Linked DNA regions of Homo sapiens: region 2 is linked to region 1. Evidence: chromatin loops called from intact Hi-C (ENCODE). Cell type or tissue: ascending aorta. All regions are shown on one strand. Links, peaks and the distances in the headings refer to the core of each region. The heading gives the core; the rest is flanking DNA.

Region 1 (5,375 bases), core at 124-5,123:
AGGTTTCCTATTTAAGCTGATGTTTGAAAGATGTGTAGGAACTAAGTATACAAAAGGAGGTGAGGAGGGGAATGAGTGTTATGAGCAGACACATCAACACTGTTAACAACAACCAGTATTTTGGGGGCATATCCTAAATGAAAGGTACTATGCTAAGAATTTCACATGAGTAGTTGTAATCTCATTTGATCTTTACAGTGACCCTATGACTTGAGTGTTATTGTTCCAAATTTAGGAATGAGGATGAGGAAACTGGGACACACAGAATTTGGAAACCTGCCTCAGGTTACACAGGTAGAGCCAGGATTTGAAAAGTGTTGCTCTGTGAGTGGCTGGTTTCAGGAGGGAAGTTCAGAATAGCTGAAGTGCATGATGTGGATGAATGGAGGTTGTTAGAGGAGGGAAAAGGGGAAATGATGAGATATGATGTTGGAAAGGAAGGATGTAGAAGTCAGATTCCAAAGGGCCTTGCAAGCCTCATAAGGGAGAAACTTAAATATCACTTAAATGGTAGCCATCCTATCCGCACTTTAAATTCCTGCTTCAAAAGTATTTCTGGAGCTCCTTCATCCTACTTGATGTAGTGAAGAATATAGTCCTGGCTCAGCTGCTATGACTTAAACATGACAGACTGTATTCCAGTACAAACTGATTTTTGTTGAGGAGTTTTTACACCCTAGAGTAAAATAATCAGAAACAAACTTCCTTATATGAACTTATATCTTCCTGACAAACAGCATTCATTGACTATAGTTCTTTTTGCTGAAGTATATTTCTTTTATTTTAATCTTTGCATTAGATAGGACACAATGGACTGTCCTATTTTGTGGTAAGGGTAACTTGCAAATAATCTGTTATAAAAAATAAAGTGTTGCACTTTGTGAATGTTTTAATATAATTTAAAAAGTAAACTCAGATTTAAAATTTTCCTTATATATAACCATTATATTAGAATTCTCTTTTGAGTGGAAGAGGAAGAAGCGTTATTTTTAATACACATACTATTGGCTACGGAGGTGTTTCATGCATGACAATGACATTTGTCAAGTATATCAAGACAAATGATCAATGGACAAAAAGTGTGGCGCTCTGGGAGGGTGGGGGGGATCCATTTAAATAAGGAATGAGCTAGTGGTTACAGGAGGCTACATTCTTTTTTTGTTGTTTTTTTGATGAAGTCTCGCTCTTTCACCCATGCTGGAGTGCAGTGGTGCGATCTCAACTCGCTGCAGCCTACCAGGAGGCTACATTCTTAACCCTAGCAAATCACCTTATACTCAAAGAGCCAGGAAAAAGAGTATATGTACTAGGGGTTCTCCAAAGAAACAGTACTAATAGAGGAGAGAGAGAGAGAGATAATAAATAGATAGATGATATATAGATAGATAGGTGATAGATAGATGATCAATATATGATAGATGACAGATAGATGATAGATAATAGATGATTGATACACGATAGATGATAGATTATCAATATATGATAGATGATAAATAGATGAATGATAGATGATCGACAGATGAATAATAGATGATAGATGAATATGATAGATGATAGATGAATTATCGATATATGATAGATGATAGGTGATAGATGAATGATAGATGATAGATGAATGATAGATGACAGATAGATGAATGATCAATACATGATAGATGATAGATGAATGATCGATATATGATACATAGATGATAAATAGATGGATTATAGACAGATGAATGATAGATGATAGATGAATTATCGTTATATGATAGATAACAGATGACAGATAGATGATAGATAGATGAAAGATAGATGGATGAGATGAGATGATTTATGATGGGAATTAATGCATGGGATTATGGAGGTTCTTCTGAAATAAAATGGAAGTTTTGTCTTTGTGTCTGCTTGAGTACCTGCTCAGGAACCCTGACCGTAGTTCTAAGAATGCAACAAATTCTAATTTTTGGATTGCTAATTCAGGATTAAAGAGAATCCTGTACATTCCCACTTTATTATCAACCACCTTGAATGTGGAAAAAGGGACCTGTGAAATTATAGTTGAAGTGAGGGGTAAATATGGAGAAAAAGAAGGGAGCTTACCTGTATTCACTAGACTTTTATTTAGTTCCAGGGCTTATGAAGGGGCCCAAGAGAGTCAAAGCAGCTTTCTACAAATTCAGCTGTCACATTAATTTTCTCACACACTAGAGTTGCCACTTAAAAATATTAAAATAAAAAAACCAGTGTTGACCATCTAACAGGATTAGTTGACTCAGCTACTAAGTTACTAATTTGCTTCATTTTTGGAAGACATCCAGCATCTGAGAATTGGACTTTTCCTAGAAGTTCACTTGGTACCTTCGGATAAGTCCTGGTTCATCTGCAGAGGATCCGAGGGGAAAGCCTGATGGGACCCACGGCCGCTCTGAGAGGAAAGGGGTGCTGTTGGGTGCGGGAGGAGGAGCTGGGAAGCAGGAGAGCCCGGGACTGGATCCAGCTGGAAAGGGGGGCAAATGTGCTCCCGGAATCAGGGTAGGGACCCTCTAGGAATGGGGCGTTCCGAGAGGTAGGCGTCTGGAACATTGATTAGGGGTCCTTGGAGGTGATTTCTGGGAAGGGAAGGTCTGGGGCAGGGCTGTGAGGAGTCAGGAAAGAAACTGTGGAGTCCGTTCCTCACCCACCTCCTGAGCCCTAGGTTCCGAGGCTCCCAGGTCAGGGGGTTCAGTGGCGCAGGAGGGTCCAGGGCAGGAGTCGGTGAGTTGCCTCTCAGGTCCGCCTGTAAAGGAACTCTGACCCAGAGCGTGAGGGGGACCCAGGAAGCCGCTGCGCCCACCCAGGGAAAGCCCGCCCCACCCCATTGTCCCTGGATCCGGCGGCCCCGCCGCTTCCGTCCCTCTGGAGCGGGCGGCCCCGCCCCTCTTCCCAGAGTGGGCGGGGCAGCAATTGCCTGCTCAGCTTTCCTTGTGACGCCTCACACCCACCTGGACGCGCTGCTGCCTGGCCTCGCCTCCTTTCTCTGTCATCTTTCTCATCGACCAATGGACTTGGAGGATGGCGGCCACGCCCCCTATTCTGCGCTGTAGTAGGCCCTGGTTACGCCTCCTCTGGTCAGTCGCACAGTTGCGCGGTGGCCGACAGGAATTGTTCCCCAGTGGTAAGCCGCAATCTAGCTGACGTGGCCCCAACCCCACATTCCTTCCTGCCCTGCAATGTCTGAAGAAACCCTACAGAGCAAATTGGCGGCTGCAAAGAAAAAGGTACTATCGCCAGGTGATGGCCTCCCCCACCCAGCCCCAGAATCCCTCTGATGGCAGGACTGCGGCCAGAGCTCATGCCACTCCCGAGGCTTACTGGGCTGGGCCCCCAAGTGCCACTGGGCTCCCCCCATCAAAGTCTTGTCAGTCAGCCCCTCCCCTTAACAGCCCAGACCCTGCCTGGAGTGAGATTTGCTTATTTACCATGAAAGAGATCTTGGGAAACTGAACTTGACAGCTTGAATCTTCCTCATGTCTCAATCTGGGGGACTTTGAGTGTCACAGGGTAATATGGGGCATCTTTCTGAAGCATCAGTTTCCCTTGATTCTCTTCAGAGAGAAAAAACATTAATGGATTTAGGGATGACCGTCTCATAGATTTCTAAGAGTATACCAGACCTCTCTGAAATGAGGCTTGGGCTGTCCTCTTTCTGTTCAATTCCTAGATGTAACAGAAAGGCTGCCTTCTGCCGTGAGGACGCATGGGAAAAGAGTAACAGTAAAGAATCTGGTTTTTTGTGTGTGTGTTTTTTTGTTTGTTTGTTTGTTTTTGTTTTTTTAACCTTGCTCTGGAAGGGATGGGGTGTTTGGAGCCCATTCCTTTGGCCTTGGCTATTTGGACAGCGTTATTTTATAACTGTCCTTGAAATGAGCTTGCTAGGTGGAGGAAAACTTGTTCTTTTCTTTGTTTTTTTTAAACCCCTGCCTTGCCACATTCTGGGCCTTAGCTTTTACTTTTCTTGGAGTGAATACATGTAGTACTTATTATTATTTTTAAATTTTTGCCTCAGTTTCCCCCGTTTGATGATTTTTATGAAAGAAGTTTAATAGAAAGCATTACTATTACTTAGTTTTGCCTGAAGAGACAAGTTTTGTTTTTTTTTAACACAAAGGTTGATATTTACGCAGAGCTATTAGCTGAGTGTTGATTTTTCTAGCTACTATTGCCTCTATAGTTGATTGAATACTTCTAACAATGAGAGGTAACAGACAAGGGAGTATTAGGAAACTTTTTAGTGTGGCTAAAACCACTCCTATTAAAGTTTTGAACCCTCCAAAAAATGAAAACTAGCCTCCAAAGAGAGAATCTGGAGACTACTCTTTCCAAGTTTGAACTGGAACGTGGGCTAATTTTTTTATTTTTGTAGTTATTTTTATAATTGCTTTTTTATTATTTTTGATTTTCAGGCAACAATTAGTTAGATTGAATTTTTTACATACTCCTCCTTCGTGGGCTAGGGGGCAGACTAAAGTTAATCTGTTCTGATGGCGTTTTTTATTTTTGTGGTTTGCTGGGTTAGTAAACTTAATGCATTTGCTGTCTTATTAGTGATGATTTTAAGTACTGCCTGCAACCTTATGATGTGGTTAAGCATGTAAATAGGACTGCGGTATGCCTATGACTTATTTTGTGTCCAGGTAGCTGGCCTATAGTATTGAATTTTTTTTTTAGGGTGCCAATTTGTGCCTTTTTAATTTTTAATTTTTATATTTCTTCTTATATCTGTATTTTTTCAACTTTATTATAGATAAGATACCCTAAAGTTTCTCTCTGTTGCAGTGGGAGTAGGAAGAAAGACAGTCTAATTGTTCCAAGCACACAGGCCCCTGTTCATTTAGCTAGCAACTGTTGATATGCCCATGGCCCACAGATCTAATAAAGACCAGGGGATGCTTGCCAAGTATTTGGAGCTTCCAAATACTTGCAAATACTTCCAAATACTTGCTAAGTATTTGGATATTAAGTGTGGTTTAGAGAAGAGAAGCGGGAGAATGGGTCTGGATGGGGTGTTTTGTAGTTATCTCTGCCCTGCTACAAAGTTTTGTTTAATGTTTTATTATAATATTGCTGTTTTAAGCAGGTTAGTTCTCCTACTGGGTCTGTAAAAACTTTTCCCCAATGAGCAATACAGTATCTTTTAATAATAGAAGTTTTTAAGAGCCAGACGCTTGAACTTGTGGGCATCAGTCTGGGGAAAGAGTCAGTTAAAGTTATCTTGAGGCATTAACTCTTGCTTCCCAAGGCCATTGGTTTCCCATGTTAGTCCCTTTACAAACATAACATGAGGAAATGCCTAGGCTGCTGGCAATGTTTTCAGCCAGCTGAGCAAATAGGTTTTTGGTTAAAGGAGGAGGCTC
Region 2 (5,375 bases), core at 226-5,225, 91 kb before region 1:
ACTTGGGAGGCTAAGGCAGGAGAATCTCTTGAACCCGGGAGGCAGAGGTTGCAGTAAGCTGAGATCACACCACTGCACTCCAGCTTGGCGACAGAGCAAGACTCCGTCTCAAAACAAAAAAAATGTTGGAGTGTGGAGTGGGGACTGTCAGAAGTTTTCACCTTATGCAAAGGACGCAATGACACACCTAGTCCTGACTGGTTTTTCACACGTTATGTAAATGAACCACCTCTCCCGACCAGCTTGTTTATAAAATCCCTTGGGCTTTTCACTTTAAAACTGCAACTCTTTTTCCTGGGGGTCCTCTCTGTGCCAGAAAGCTTTCTGCCTTTCACTTATTAAATTCTTCTCTAACCTCACCTTTGGAGTGTCTGCACCCTTGATTTCATTGGCTGTGAGACCAAGAACTTCGTGTAACACCCCAGATAATGAGGCCGATTTAATTGCCTTCTGAATGGTGGCCCACCAGTGACCCTCCCAGCCAAAGCACACATGGGGCAGAAACACCAATCACCTGCCTGGGAAGGCCAGGTGGGCAGGAACAAGCAGGGACTTGGTAAGAAAACCAGAATGTGTGTTCAAGGGCAGGGGCCGAGGGTTCAGCTGAGTTGGAAAATTCAGATTCTCTTTCAGGATGTGCTCCTCTCCTCGGATCTGCTTATCTCCTGCAATCTGAGACACAATGCAGAGCAATTCCCAGGCCAGCCATGATTGGAGCCTCCACCACTATATGGTGAGGTGCAGAGAAAGGCCCTGTGCTAGGCCAAGAGCCTATCCTTGACCAGTTCACCCTCCCTGTCCACTAGGTGCAGGCAGAGGCCAGGGACCCTAACTTCAGACAGAGGTAGGCAGCAGGGTCACCGCCTCCGGCAATCCCATCCCGGGGATTACAGGGTCCCTGGGGAGACCTAGCAGTGGCTGGGTTGAGAGATTCAGGCAGGGGGATCCCAGGCGAAAAAGTAAGGGACTGGGCATGTGTGGGGACTAAGAGAGAAGTGTGTGGCTGTCCCTGGAGAAGTGACAGCAAGGCACAGACAAGCTGAGTACCCAGATGCCACACCCAACTGTCAGGTACACAAGCCCCAGAATCCCCTAAGCAGCCCCAGGAAGGGTTTTATTTAATCAAGAAAAAAGGAGTCCCACCTCCACTCACACAGGCACTGGTCCTTACATACATTAGAGAACAGAACTCTTGCTCTGCCCAAGGCCAGGGAAAGAGGGCAATGTCTCTCTATCCCGTGGGTCACAGACCTTGTCCTGCCAGAACACCCACCCCACCCTCAGCCCCAGAAAGGTACAGACGACAACCAGGGTGCACATGCCAACCACTGGCACAACCCAAAAGGGGCTGAGTCCTGTAGGGACCTTGGTCCTGGGGAGTGTTTCCCAGTCACAGAGTCTTTCTGATTTTTTCACTCACTAGCTTTGTGCCTCAGTTTCCCCCTCTATGGCAAAAAGTTAAATTCCATCCTGCAGGCTAGGGGACCCTGATAGGTCACCACAGCCCATTAAATGACTGCAGCATGTGAAAGTGGGGGTGGGGGGGAGATCTCCCTGCCCTGGGTCTTTTGCCCCAGGACTGATGTTTATCAGGCCAAGGCCAGGCCAGCCTGTTGAGGAGGCCAATATGCCCCGCCTGGGGAAACTTGCTCCCAATTCCAGGTCACTACGGTTAAGGACCCCCAATGCATTAGGGCAGGAAAAGGGGTGGAATGGGGATGAAGCAACGCTTATCATAAGGGCCTTGGGTTAACCCTAGAGAAAAACAATCAAATTCAGACTCCTGTCTGAAGCTGACCACTCAAAGAGATTTCGATTTTGGGGTAAGAAACGGTCCTTGGGTCAGAAAACAAGATCTTCTGATTCTGGACTCTACAGCTGTCTTGGGTAAGGGAATTTTGCCAGCTCTGTGCTTTCATTGAGCCTAAAGGGAGGGGGCACCTGGAAGGGACTCTGAAGCCAAGGGTGAGAGTCCTGACTTCCTGCCTCCCCAACTCACTTTCCAAGAGTAGACATTGGGCAGCAAAGTTTCTTAACAAAGTCAGAAAAAATAATATCCAGACCAGGCAGGCTAATAAATTTTACCAGGATTATCCGGCCTAATCACCGAAACAGCCCTGCCATATTTCTCCTCTGGGACAGGTAAGGAAACTGAGGTTGGAGGAGGACACCGGGAGCCTGGTCAGGCCGCTGGCAGCCTGGAGACCCAGAGGTCCAGGCATTCACCGCCCTCCACACCACCGCCCCTCCCTCCCAGGCCCAGGAGTCTTCATTCCCAGCATATTCACCTGTCAATAACTCAGGCCCCCCGCAATCGTCAGGTGATGGCCTCCCTGTGTGTGGCTGCCAGGCTAGGGATGGGGGTGTCTGTGCTTCCCTCGCCCAAGCTGAGAGTGGCCTGTTCCCAGGGGGCGGGCTTCCTCTTTGGTTGGCAGCCTGGAGTCTGGAGTGCAGGTGCCGGGCAGGCAGCACTGGGAGCGCTCGGCGACTTGGCTGGAGGCCGAAGGTGCCGCCCCTCGGGGACCAGAGCGTCTTTGCAAGGTGGGCTCAGCGCACACTCCCCTCTCGTTCTGTGGCCCCGGGGCCCCTCCTAGAAGATCCTCCTCATCTCGGGTGACATTGACCGCCAGCAGCCCCACGCCAGCTCCCTCTGCCTGGCGTTGGGTGCGCACCTCTAGGGGCAGACGGATCCCTTAGCCCAGCGGGCTTGACAGCAGAGTGGTGGCAGTGGGGGCTCCAGAGAGTGTCACCGCGTTATGCTGGCCACCGCCGGGCAGGGGCTGGGCTTAGCTGGCACCCTCACATCCGCCCTCCAGATTCCAGCCTCTGACTTTGGCGAATCTAGCCAGGACCTGGGGTCTGGGGCCTGGACTGTGGACGCCCCTGGGCTGGGCTCCCCGCGGGGGCCTCGCACTTGGGTGGGGACCCTAGCGCTCCAGGCGCCACACACACCAGTGCGCCCGCTCTGGCTGTGAATTTCGGAGAGGGGCGGCAGCAGATCCCGGGGACTGGCCCGGTGGGGACGATCACCCGCCAGCGCCTCTTCCCACCCAGGCGCCCTTTCCAGTCCCCGCGTCGCCTGCAGGGCCGCCCCTCCACCGCCCGCTGGTCCCTCCCCACCAGCCTCTCTACCGCCCCGTGCGGCTCCGTGGCCAGGGCTCCAAGGCGAGGCCGCCCACGACCGCAACTGGCAGGGAGAGCAGGGGCAAATTTCCCAGAGCGGGAAGCCTGCCCCAGCCCGCCCCACGGCAGAGCTGGCTCCGAATCCGAGCCCCCGACACCCCAGCCCCGCCCGCCCCGCCCGCACCCTGTGTGGCTCGCAGCCCGCCCGCCCCGCAACCGCTCCGTCCTTCCGGCTGGGAGCCCAGGCAGGGCGGGCGCGGTCCAGACCACCGCGCGGAGCCAGAACACAAACCCCAACCCCAGACCGCAGGGGCCCTGCCCTCCAGGCACCGGGACAGGCCGTCCTGGCTTGGCTGGGAACTGGGGTGTGTACCTGTGGGGAACAACTGGTCAAAAGCGGTTTTTTCATTTCCCAAAGGTAAAGGCTCCTTCGTAATTTTTTTTCTTATTTACTTAAAATGGATAGAATCTAATTAGATTTACCCATAATTCTGTCAGTAAATTTGAGCATACTTTTATTAATTTTTCTCAGTTTAACTAGTTCGTTTCTTTTTTTTCTTTTTTCTTTTTTTTTTTTTTTTTTTTTGAGGCGGAGTATCGCCCTGTCGCACAGGTTGGAGTGCAATGGTGCGATCTCAGCCCACTGTAACCTCCGCCTCCCGGGTTCAAGAGATTCTCCCGCCTCAGTCTCCTGAGTAGCTGGGATTACAGGTATGTGCCACCACGCCCGGCTAATTTTTTTTTTATCTTTAGTAGAGACAGGGTTTCACCATGTTGGCCAGGCTGATCTCAAACTCCTGACCTCGTGATCCACCCCCCTCGGCCTCCCAAAGTGCTGGGATTACAGGCGTGAGCCACCACACCTGGCCTTATTTGTTTCTATGTTAAGAATTTAAAATTCTACCTGAAATTAGTAGTGTGAATTCAAAAGTATCTGAGACAGGTCTCAATTTAGAAAGTTTATTTTGCCAAAGTTGAGGACACACCTGTGACACAGCCTCAGGAGGTCCTGACAACACGTGACCAAGGAGGTTGGGGGCACAGCTTGGTCTTATACTAGAACAGGAATTAAAAGAAATTAAAGAATGTGTCAGCAAAAACTCAGTTGTATGTTAGAAAACCCAATTCCCCCTGAGGAAGAGAAAGAGGTGGACTCCTTTAAAAATCAACTGTCTGTTTTTCAGTCTGTGGCTAGTGAGCCTTATCTCTCCCTTTCCCAGGCATTGTGAAGACCCTGTTTCTCTAGCTGTGCAGCTGCAAGGTCACTAGACAGATAAACTCAAGTCGTAAAACATGTTTTTCCTTGAAAAGTAAGAAATGATGTAATGCATGTCTCAATTAAAGAACTGTTTTTGTTTCTCGCTTCTGTAATATGCTTCCCTCTGCACAGATCTCCCCCTGCCCCACAAAATGCTTAAAAGGTAACCTGACTCTTTGTTTGGGGCTCAGTCTTTTTTGGATGTTAATCTGACTGGGCCAGTTCACCTAAATAATAATAATAATAATAATAAATCCTCCTCAACCCCTCGGTCTCTCTGATTCCTAAATTATCCCATTGTATGAGGGCAGGGCTAGGTCTGATTCATCTCCAAAGTGTAGGTGTAGAGCAGAACCTGGGGCAGAGAGGGAACCAGCACACCCTGTTTCAACTAAGTGCCGGGTCAGCAGACATTGGGTAGGCCGTAGGGCTTGTCCACTTGAGCTTTCCAGGCAAAAAAAGTCAGAACTGGGGATTCCTAGTGCTTGGTTTGGCATGGCTCAGTATTAGAGGCTGAAGAACCCTTGGCAGAACTGCCAGCCCCATCCAGCTGTGGCAGCGCTACCCTATAACATAGCAGGAGGCTACATTGGCAAGCTTTACTCACCATAGGTTGTAAGAACAGCTTGATGCCCATAGGGTGCTAATGATGCTGGGTTCATCTATGACTCCAGTGTTCTGGACATTCTGAGCTGCTCATCTGGTTCCACTAGACCCCCAGGCCCTCTCCCAACTAGGCAGCTTGAGGTCTAAGGAAATGCCATATACCTTGGGTATGGGGCATGGAATCTTACCTCTTCAGCCATTCTGGTGCCCCCCAACCCTGCCGTCTTAGCCCTCAAGAGCCCACAACTACAGCAGGAGAGCTGAGGGGTGGAAAGCACAGAAACAGCATGATGTAACCCCAGAGAGTGGCCAGAATCTGAATGGCTTGGGCTGACAGGACTGGCCCTAAATGGAGATGGAAAGAGGGATGACAAGAAGAGGCAGCAGG

The links. Hi-C counts contacts between places; a loop is a spot of excess contacts. Peaks named below come from ENCODE experiments on the same cell type or tissue, not always from the same donor. Only the 100,000 strongest peaks of a DNase experiment are listed, where the experiment ranks them.
Region 2: a loop joins it to region 1, with 3 times the contacts of the local background. A loop is called at or near these places in 2 of 110 quality-filtered maps.

What each region holds. Positions count from the first base shown.
Region 1 is chr19:22,530,203-22,535,577 of GRCh38, reverse strand. LINC01233 (long intergenic non-protein coding RNA 1233) reads right to left here and starts at 2,952. Exons shown (of 2, transcript NR_110664.1): 1 at 2,664-2,952; 2 at 2,084-2,362. LOC105376917 (a long non-coding RNA gene) reads left to right here and starts at 3,093. Exons shown (of 2, transcript NR_160728.1): 1 at 3,093-3,239. In ascending aorta, for the core only: a CTCF peak has its summit at 3,077; DNase peaks (open chromatin) are centred at 2,477 and 3,007; H3K4me3 peaks cover 2,928 bases; H3K27ac peaks cover 2,468 bases.
Region 2 is chr19:22,621,023-22,626,397 of GRCh38, reverse strand. It overlaps LINC01785 (long intergenic non-protein coding RNA 1785), which reads left to right and starts at 2,427. Exons shown (of 2, transcript NR_135233.1): 1 at 2,427-2,541. In ascending aorta, for the core only: a CTCF peak has its summit at 3,147; a DNase peak (open chromatin) is centred at 3,147; H3K4me3 peaks cover 1,361 bases; H3K27ac peaks cover 1,013 bases.